Regions from separate parts of the Homo sapiens genome. Here region 2 is linked to region 1. Evidence: read pairs that join two places in POLR2A ChIA-PET (ENCODE). Cell type or tissue: A673. All regions are shown on one strand. Links, peaks and the distances in the headings refer to the core of each region. The heading gives the core; the rest is flanking DNA.

Evidence for each region. Peaks named below come from ENCODE experiments on the same cell type or tissue, not always from the same donor. Only the 100,000 strongest peaks of a DNase experiment are listed, where the experiment ranks them.
Region 2: POLR2A ChIA-PET joins it to region 1 with 18 read pairs; 2 of 35 experiments call an interaction of 5 or more read pairs at or near these places.

Annotation. Positions count from the first base shown.
Region 1 is chr14:95,258,624-95,263,999 of GRCh38, forward strand. All of the region lies in intron 1 of CLMN (calmin), which reads right to left. Among named protein-coding and RNA genes, the nearest start is that of CLMN, 59 kb to the right of the region's middle. RefSeq lists enhancers at 124-795, 777-846, 796-1,466, 2,668-3,294. In A673, for the core only: no CTCF peak of the experiment used is centred there; DNase peaks (open chromatin) are centred at 878 and 2,458; H3K4me3 peaks cover 1,200 bases; H3K27ac peaks cover 4,280 bases.
Region 2 is chr14:95,768,340-95,773,715 of GRCh38, forward strand. It overlaps LOC105370644 (a long non-coding RNA gene), which reads right to left. Exons shown (of 3, transcript XR_944178.2): 3 at 3,232-3,513. Among named protein-coding and RNA genes, the nearest start is that of TCL1A, 57 kb to the left of the region's middle. RefSeq lists a silencer at 2,578-2,761. In A673, for the core only: no CTCF peak of the experiment used is centred there; a DNase peak (open chromatin) is centred at 2,642.

The sequences.
Region 1 (5,376 bases), core at 377-5,376:
ATGTGTGGTGTGTGGTGTGTGTGTGGAGGGTGTGTGTATGTGGAGATATGTGTATATGTGTGGTGTGTGGTTGTGTGTGGAGGGTGTGTTTGTGTGTGGTATGTGTATGTATCTGTGGTGTGTGTGTGGTATGTGTATGTATCTGTGGTGTGTGTGTGGAGGGTGTGTATGTGTGGTGTGGTTGTATGTGGAAGGTGTGTTTGTGTGTGGTATGTGTATGTATCTGTGGTGTGTGTGTGGTATGTGTATGTATCTGTGGTGTGTGTGTGGAGGGTGTGTGTGTATGTGGAGGATATGTGTATATGTGTGGTTTGTGAGTGAATGGAGTATGTGTTTGTGTGTATGGTGTGTGGTGTGTGTGCGTGGAGAGTGTGTTTGTATGTATGTGTGATATGTGTTGTGTGTGTTTGTGTGGTGTGGTGTGTGGAGAATGTGTTTGTATGTATGTGTGATATGTGTTGTGTGTTTATGTGTGCTGTGGTGTGCTATGTGCATCTGTGTGTGTGAAGTGGGGTGTGCACTCAGGGAGTTGGTGCTGCATGGCAGGCTGGAGCGGAGAGCTGTGCCGGCCAGCAGGGCTAGGAAAGCAGTGGGCCGGCCTCCTAGTGTCAGAGGTATAGACAACCACTGCTCTTCCCCAATGTCAGTGGGAATGGAGGGGTAAACACATATGTTTGGTTGGGAGATGCGACAGAGCTGACAGCAGGCTGGACCCTGGCCGTCCACTGGCTCCCCACTCACCAGGCCTGACCTTGGGCACCAGAACGGAGAAGGAAATGTGCGTGGACAAACCTCCGGGTTACCAGAATGTGCACTTTATGAGGACACGGAGGAAACCCCCACCCACCTCTTCCTGGGCCCCTCCTGGAGTTTCAAGAAACATCTGGGAGGAAACGAGACAGGCTGTAGTTCCCACAGAGCTGCTGGGAGCAGGCCAGGGAAACGAGATCTTGATCTGTTTGGGAATCCTGTTTTTGTGCCTGGTTGGGGGCTAGGAGAGGAGATCACTTGCACAGGGCCCACCCCCACCCCCAGGTGGGACCAGCACAGGGCAGATACCTGTTCTGAACTATGGGCATCTGCTGTTGAGTTCACTGAGCACAAAAGTAATGACATGCAAACTCAAAACCATGGCATGCATAACCCCTCAAAGGTTCTTCTTCACTCAGGACTCTTCAGCATTAAAATGCATGGCCAGCTGCACCTGCGTTTCCTCTCCCCACACCCACCTGGACGGCTATTCCCTTGCGCTTGGTGGCTCCTGAATATGCCTGCTTGCCTGGGGCTCCAGGCCTTTGCACACGCTGTTCCTGCTGTCTGGCACTCTCTCCCTGCACTTCTCCACCTGCTCGTCAAATTCCTCTGGCTGCCCTCCCTAAGATAGGGGTGGCACTTCCTTTCCACTCCCTGCTATTGCAGCACCCACGACTCTGCATCCTCCTGTGGGCATCTGGCACATGGCAGGTGTTCAGTAAGCATATCATTCATTCATTCATTCTGTCCTGCATATTGGTTCACTAGAAGAATGGATCAAAAAGCCAGGCGCAGTGGCTCACGCCTGTAATCCCAGCACTTTGGGAGGCCGAGGCAGGCAGATCACGAGGTCAGGAGATCGAGACCATCCTGGCTAACACGGTGAAACCCCATCTCTACTAAAAATACAAAAAAATTAGCTGGGCGAGGTGGCGGGCGCCTGTAGTCGCAGCTACTCGGGAGGCTGAGGCAGGAGAATGGTGTGAACCCAGAAAGCGGAGCTTTCAGTGAGCCGAGATGGCGCCACTGCACTCCAGCCTGGGCAACAGAGCCAGACTCTGTCTAAAAAAAAAAAAAAGAATGGATCCAACAAACAAATTACTGAATAAAATGTTTGTTGAAAGAATCAAGCACTTACAATATTGCCTGCTATGAGTGGAGACGTTATCTTAGACACATCCTTAGTCTTCAGGGAGCTTGTGATTTTGACACACAATAACAGAAGGCTTGTGGGAAGTGTGACTAATATCTTACAGTCCATGTCAAATGTGAAATCAATGGTAAACACAATACATATTGTGGGGTGAGTTGGTGTGGGTGGGAAACGATCCTTGGAGGCTGGTGTGACCATGGGAGGCTTCCTGGTGGAAGTGTCTTTGACTCAGGTATTGAGTGACTACACAACCCAGTTTATCTCCATTGTCCAAATGAAATACAGTTGATTCTCATCATTCACAGTATGATATTCTATGAAGTTGTGGTCAACCCTGACTTGTGAATACTGAATCATTGTTTTTGTGGAAATACAGTATTAGGTTCCTGCAAACCTCTGGTTACAAATTTTTTCCAACCAACCAATACATACCCTTGACTCTTGTTTCATGTGTGTTTCTGTCTAAGGAGACTTTATTGAATATGCATTGATGACTCACTAACACTGAACTCATGGCCAACAGCGCTGTAACTCATCCCTGAACGAAGCTTACTGAACACATGTATTTTCTCCGCAAGGAACGTCAGAGCCTTTCTGCACTTCCGGACTCTGACTGGGGGCTGTTTTAAACGGCAAGATCACCGAGAGAAAGCACACAAATGCAAAAAAAAAAAAAAAAGTGGCACTAAGTAAGCTGTGGAAAGGACACTTATTTATAGTTTGAGAGCTGAAGCAGAAGGCCGAGGCCCATTGCCTCGTTTCACCTCCGCTGGGAACGTGCGCGTCTGGCTGCTCAGACTTTATGCCGCTTTGCGCACCTCCGTGAAAGACGAGCACTGATTGTGGAGACACAAATACATTTCAGAGAGTGGGTGAATTCCCGGATTCTGTCTTTGTAAACTGGTCTACTCTCTAAAATGGATTTGTAGCTACAAATGTCATGTTACTGCCATGGTTTTTGCATTTTTGTAGTTTCTCCTGGGCATCTTGCTATCTAAAACGGCCCTCAGGTATAGTGCTGAAGTGCAGAAAGGCTGCAATATTCCCTGCAGAGAAAATACACTTATCAGGGAATGGAATGGAATGAGCAGTCACTCTCAGCAGTGAGAGTCACCAGTTTTAGAGGACCTGTGCCTCTGCATTGCGACCTGGAGACCACACAACTGCTGTCGGGAAGGATGGCTCTTCCAAGCCTGGCCTTCCCAAGATGCCCACAGGTCCACCCGCTCCTCTCATCTGCCCATTGGGCAGTTATGCCCCAGATGACATGGGGATCCCCACAGCCCATGCCCCCCTGCAGCAAGAACCTGGAAGTCATCACTGGCTTCTGCGTCCCTGGCCTCTATGAGTATCCATCAGCCTCACTCAGAGGGAATGAGTCCTGACAACCTGCGAGCAGCTTTGTCCCCCAGATGCCTGTCCTGGAAATTTTTCCTCCAAGCGGCAGCTTGGCTCTGGGCTCAGGAGGGCCCGCATCAAAGGCCTGGCTGTGCCTGGCTGACAGGCGCTGGGGCTGGGCCAGCGTCCACGCCTGTATTCCCAAATGCTCCCAAACATCCTGGCAAATCAATCTGAACTCTCCACGTGTCTCCCCACATCGTTTGGACAGCCAGCAACCCGATGTCATCACCTGTTCAAAAGCATTAAAGCTATTCTCAGAGCTGGGCTCCAGGGGACTCTCACTGAGCTGATGTTTTCTCAGAGCCCTGTACCTGCGCTGGGGTTCACTGAGTTTTTGGCCTGGCTACTGAAAACCACTCTGCCAGCTGTTCTGTTCAACAGAAGAACAACAAAATAAATACATTCCCAGTGACCAGAGGACAACTCAGCAAGCAGCGACCTGAAAAATAATCTAGAACAAGCAAAGAGTCAACCAAAAGATATCCACGTGACATTTATGAAATGCCTAATAAAAATAGCTACCACTTCTGCAGCACTTGTTATGTGTCAGGCAGGCACTGTGCTTAGGGCTTTAGAGACAGTATCGTATCCAATCTTGGTAAGTTCAAGGTAGGGCCTACTCTTTTTCCCATTTCATTTATTTATTTATTTTTGAGACAGGATCTTACTCTATTGTCCAGGCTGGAGTATAGTGGTGTGATCATGGCTCACTGCAGCCTCATCCTCTCCAGGCTCAAGTGATCCTTCCACCTCAGCCTTCCGAGTAGCTGGGACTACAGGTATGTGCCACCATGCCCGGCTAATTTTTGTATTTTTTCTAGAAACAGGGTCTCCCTATGTTGCCCAGTCTGGTCTCAAACTCCTGGATTCAAGCAATCCTCCTGCCTTGACCTCCAAAGTACTGGGGTTTCAGGCATGAGCTACTGTGCCCAGCCTCCCCATTTTCTGGATGAGAAAGTTGGCCTCAGAGAGTCAAGTCATGTGTCCAAGGCCACGCAGCTTGTTCTTCTGGGAGGTAGGAGCAAAACTAGGCCATGGTCTCAGAGCACAGCTCTTAACCACCCTGCAGTGACAGTGGCTCCCAGGCTCAGCCTGTGCCACCCAAACCAACTGCCCAGCGCATATGTGGCTCCCTGTATTAGTCTGTTCTCATGCTGCTAATAAAGACATACCCGAGACTGGCTAATTTATAAAGGAAATAAGTTTAATTGACTCACAGTTCAGTATGGCGGAGGAGGCCTCAGGAAACTTACAATCATGGTGGAAGGTGAAGGAGAAGCAAATACGTCCTCTTCACGTGGCAGCAGCAAGGAGAAGTGCCAAACAAAGGGGAAAAGACCCCTTATAAAACCATCAGATCTCATGATAACTCTCTCACTATCAGGAGAACAGCATGGGGGTAACTGCTCCCATGATTCAATTACCTCCCGCCAGGTTGGTCCCATGGCACGTGGGGATTATGGGAACTACAATTCAAGATGAGATCTGGGTGGGGACACAGCCAAACCCTATTACCCACTGGGGTCTGGCACCTACAAGCCTGAAAGATCCAGACACTGATGAGGGAATGAAGTAGCCACATCCACCTAGCAAAAGGGTTCCGGTGTGACCCAGGAAAAGGAGCGGGAGGCATCTGCCCACTTCACCTCAATGCAGGAGTTTGGCAATGGAGCCCTAAACGTTACTTGGAATATGAATTCACAGGTAGCATAACTGGATGTTCCAGCTGGAAGGGCATGAGACAGGCTTTGCAGAGCCTAGAGCAGCCAAAGAGATGAGGTGGGGGTGGCTGGGAGAAGAAAGGAAACCTCGGATACATTTTGTAAGTTGTGCCTCAATTTTCTGGAAAATGGGGATAATGGCAGTGCCCACCTTGGGGGGTTGTTGTGAGGATTAAATGAGTTAGTGCCTGTGAAGAACTCACACAAGTGACTGGCACAGCAAATGCCCAGTGAGTGTCGGTTATGGTCATTGTCACTAGTATCATCATGACCTCAGACCCTCTGAGTCCGGATTCATGACCACCATTCCCAACTTGGTATTCAACACACCTACCTTATTACTTTGCA
Region 2 (5,376 bases), core at 261-5,260, 510 kb after region 1:
GGGTCCTCATCCAATCAACTGATGACCTGAAGAGATAAAAAAGTCTGATTAGGAGGAAACTCCTCCTGCCTGAGTGCTTGGACTGGGACCCTGGTCTTTTTTGCCTTTCTGACTTGAACTGAAACTCAGCTCTTCCTGGGTTTTGCACCTGCCTGTCTTCAGCCTGGAATGACACCATCAGTTCTCTTGATTCTCCAGCTTACCAACTGTAGATCTTGGGACTTCTCAGCCTCTGGACGCATGTGAACTGATTCCTCATAATATTTACACACATATATGTCCTGTTCTGTTTCTCTGGAGAACCCTGACTAATATGTCCATAGAAGGAGATGGTGTCTCCAGTATCAATTAGAGGAACATGTGCTTCTCAGGTGACACCTGACTCCCTGTGCTCCATGATTGCGGTTTACAAAGCGTATCCATGGACATGAAGTTTAATTTACACAAAAAGCTTAGGAAGAAGGAATTGGTATTCTCACATTTACAGATGGGGACATTGAGGCCCAGAAAGCTAAGTTACTTGCCCCTGACTGCATCCATTTTCTAACTCCAGTTCTTTCTGTGCTCTCTTATGGGGTGTGAGCTGGATTCATTGTCTTCCTCACGTGTGGCAGAGCCTCTGGGGAACACAGCCACATCAAGGGTCTTGGTTCAAAAACTGTCCCAAGATGTAGAAGTCTGGTTTTGTACCTGATCCAATGGACGCAGTTCAGCAGGATAGAAAGTTAGGAAACAGTAACCAGAAGGTTGTGGACTGGCTTCAGGGATGCAAAGGTCCTGGGTGACAACATGGCTCAGGATGCAGCTGAACTTGGCTGCTGAGCTAGAGGAGAGTGAAGATCATTCAGCATGGTAGACATGCAAGAGACTGTGGTAGGAAGGGAGAAAGAAATAGGGAATGGTAGGGATGGTAGTGAACAAGAGGGCATGCATGCTCAAAGACATCTTGCCGAGACCAGCTCAGTCCGCATTAGGGAGAGACCCTAACGCAGCGGCGCTAGAGGAATTAAAGACACACACACAGAAGTATAGAGGTGTGATGTGGGAAATCAGGGGTCTCACAGCCTTCAGAGCTGAGAGCCCCGAACAGAGATTTCCCCACATATTTATTAACAGCAAACCAGTCATTAGCATTGTGTCTATAGATATTAAATTAACTAAAAGTATCCCTTAAGGGAAACGAAGGGATGGGCCGAATTAATTGCAGCAGGAGCATGTCCTTAAGACACAGATCACTCAGGCTTTTGTTTGTGGCTTAAGAATGCCTTTCAGCGGTTTTCCACCCTGGGTGGGCCAGATGTTCCTTGCCCTCATTCCCGTAAACCCACAACCTTCCAGCCTGAGCGTTATGGCCATTATGGACATGTTGCATTGCTGCAGAGATTTTATTTATGGCCAGTTTTGGGGCCAGTTTATGGCCAGACTTTGGGGAGCTTGCTCCCAACAACATCCACCTTATTTTATGGAATGAATGCTTGTGTATTAGTCTGTTTTTATACTGCAATAAAAAACTTCTCTGAGACTGGGTAATTTATAAAGAAAGGAGGTTTAATTGACTCAGTTCTGCATGATTGGGGAGGCCTCCAGAAACTTACAATCACAGAGGCAGGTGAAGGAGAAGCAAGTATCTCCTTCACAAGGCAGCAGGAAAGAGAGAGGGAGTGAAGGGGGAAGAGCCTCTAATAAAACCATCAGATCTCATGAGAACTCACTCACTATCACGAGAATAGCATGGAGAAACTGCCCCCATGATCCAGTCACCTCCCACCAGGTCCCTCCCTCGACACGTGGGGAGTGTGGGGATTACAATTCGAGATGAGATTTGGGTGTGGATGCAGAGCCAAACCATATCAGCTTGCATCCCCCCAGAATTCACAGGGCAAAGCCCTGGCCCCCAGTGTGTCTCTATTTGGAAATAGATCCTCTAAGGAAGTAATTAAGGTTAAACAAGGTCATGGGTTGGGGGCCCTAATCTAATAGGATTAGTATCTTTATAAGAAGAGACAGAGCTCATTTATTTTCCCTGTCTCTCTCTCTCTCTCTCTCTCTCTCTCTCTCTCTCTCTCTCTCTCTCTCCCTCCCCCTCCCTCTCCCTCTCCCTCTCCCTCTCCTATTCCTGCGTCCCCTGCATGCACACAGAGAAAAGGCCATGTGAGGACACAGCAAGAAGATGGCCATCTGCAAACTAGAGAGAGCACCCTCAGCAGAAACCAATCCTACTGTCACCCTGGCCTCAGACTTACATCCTCCAGGACTATGAGAAAATAAATCTCTTGCTTAAGCCACTCAATCTGGACTATTTTGTTATGGCAGCCTGAGCTGGCTAATACACATTCCTATTTAAAAACAAATAAATAATGTGTGCAGGGCTGATTCAGCCAGTGGCAGGTTTGCAGCCTGTAATACTCAAAGGCATTCATAGTGCAGCGTTCAGGTGCCAGAGTGCTCTGTAAATAAAGAAGAATGTCTGGGGTTTTGGAGACAACGGCAGGAAGGAACAGCATAGGACTATCTGGCCTGAGGATGTGATCCTGAAAGAACGGGCTTTGTATGTGAAGCTGAAGAAATAATGGTCTAGGAGGAGCAGTGGGGATTAAGAAGAATTTCAGCCTGTGTCTGTCCCTCATGTGAGAAGAAGCCTGTCAGGAAGTGGCACCCTTGGAAGACAGCCAAGCCTCAGCAGGGAGGATGAAGAGAGCTGAATGAGAGGTTCAGGATAGAGAGGTGATATGGTTTGGCTGTGTCCCCACCCAAATCTCATCTTGAATTGTAGCTCCCACAATTCCCACGTGTTGTGGGAGGGACCTGGTGGGAGATCATTGAATCATGGGGCCAGTTTCCCCCATACTGTTCTCGTGGTAGTGAATAAGGCTCATGAGATCTGATGGGTTTATAAGGGGTTTCCACTTTTGTTTGGCTCTCACTCTCTCTTGTCTGCCACCTTGTAAGCTGTGCCTTTCATCTTCCACCAGGATTGTGAGTCTTCCCCAGCCACGTGGAACTGTGAGTCCATTAAACCTCTTTTTCTTTATAAATTACCCAGTTTCAGATATGTCTTTATTAGCAGCATGAGAGCAGAGGGCATTCCTGCTCTACAGCTGGGATTCTGGAATGCACAGTGGGGAAGGGGGCAGGTAGGAGAGCAGAGGAAATTTGGGTCAGGGAGCAACATGAGGTGGTAGAAAAAACTGGGTGCCTGGAGGGGTTTCCACTGGGGATGGTGACCAAGCAGGCAGGGCTGAGAGGCATGGAGAACTGACCTGAGCCCGCGGTGAGTAGGTGATCCTACACCAGGGAGGGGCAGCTTCTCCTCCTCCACTTCTGGAACAGCAATCAGATAGAAGGCCACATTAGGGTCTGGGCCAGGATGGTGTAGGAGGTGGCAGAGTGAACCCAGTGGCAATGCAGGCCTCAAATCCCATCTCTGTAGCACCGATCAGACTCAGGAAGGCCTACGGCTGTGATGGGTCAGGCGTCTGGAGAAAGCAACTCGATTCTAAGGTGCCACCTGGTCTGGGTGAAAGAGAGCAGGTCTGGGTTGGGGAGAGGCAGACTGGAGAGTGGGGCTTGCAGAAGGCAGAGCCCTGATGAACCAGCACCCGAATGAATGGATTCCAGAAAAGAGCTCTAGTTTTATTATTGCTGTCAGTGATTTCCATTTTCATATGTTAATCCCCAATTATGAAACACTTAAAACACACATAGAAAAGTAATTTAATAGCATATTCTCTTTGTCGAAAAACGTTGCAGATGTTATAAAACCTTTGCCTCCGTCTCCCCAGAGGTTGCCTCTGTATCGAAGTTGGCATACAGTCTTCCTGCCCAGACTTTCATGGTTTAAGGATAAATACCTAAACAATTTACAGCACTGTCTTACGTATTTTTAAATGCACGTACATAGTTTCAAACTGCATATACCCTTATAAGTTTTTAAAATCAATGTGCACATACAAATAACCACTGGCAGGCCCAGGGTTTTTTTTTTTTTGAGACGGATTCTCGCTCTGTCGCCCAGGCTGGAGTGCAGTGGCGCTATCTTGGCTCACTGCAAGCTCTGCCTCCCGGGTTCATGCCATTCTCCTGCCTCAGTCTCTCGAGTAGCTGGGACTGCAGGCGCCCGCCACCACGCCCGGCTAATTTTTTTTTTTTTGTATTTTTAATAGAGGCAGGGTTTCACCATGTTAGCCAGGATGGTCTCGATTTCCTGACCTCATGATCCGCCTGCCTCGGCCTCCCAAAGTGCTGGGATTACAGGCGTGAGCCACCGCACCCGGCCACCCAGGGGGTTTTATAGGTGAATGTTTACAGTATTGCAAGGACTAGGAAATCCCTCATTGATACCAGTCCTGCCAGTCTTGTCAATATAACATCGAGACCTGAGCAGTCTCCCAGGCTGTCCCCTTTGACATTAGAGATGTCTCCAATTACTGAAAAAGCAACGCTCAAGACCTGTCCCAACACAATCGCATTAGGTTAGTACGATTCCTGACTCGAGATCATTATCTAAGCTGTTTCCTCTTCCAGGAACACTTTTTCTGCCATCTGTATCTGGTGAACTTGCCTGTGAAGGACTGTGTCCCTTTCTCATAAATCTCCCTGTCTCCTCTGCTCTTGCCTCATGAGCAAAACGGAACCCTCCTGGGCATGGGGCTCCTGGGATGAGGAATAGAGAGCATTTCTTTCTGGGTTCTTTCCTTGGCATTACCAGGAGAACGTAGGTTCCACAAAGGCCACAGTGGTCCCATTTTCTGAAGGTCAGGGACAACTCCAGGAAAGTGTCTGACTTCGAGTTCTGCCTTTGGACACTTTGTTAGACACTTTGTTAACTGCAGAGTGCCTCAGCGGGACACCCGTCCAAGGTGAGTGGCATCTTCCCTTCTTAATTGCTTCCTGCAGGCTTTTCTTAACTAGGGCTGCAGACAGATACAGACAACAGCTTCTTGACACCGCATCAGACCCACTGAAGTAGTGGGTGACAGACAGACCCAGTTAGATCATGGTATTTTTAGACCCCAGCTTGCTGGAAACCTTTCCCCCTCAACCCCCAGTTGTGATGTGTTTCTGATAACCTCTGTTCACGCTGAAGGACTAAAGTGTCTATATCTGTGTGTGGAAAAAACAGAACATTGAACCCAAAGGAAGTTTCTAGGCCATCTTCTTCCACTCTCAGACATCTCAGGTGAGAAAACTGAGCTCAGAGAGGCCTCCTCCCACCAGCCACCTTCCATCCCAATTGCCTGCTTGGTCAACAGAGTGATCTTTCAAAATACAACACTGGCCCTGTCAGCTCCCTGCTTAAAATCCTTCAAAAGTTCTCTTTTGCCATCTGGATGAAGTAGGGCCTCTGCTCTCAGTACAAAAGGCCCTTATCTGGTC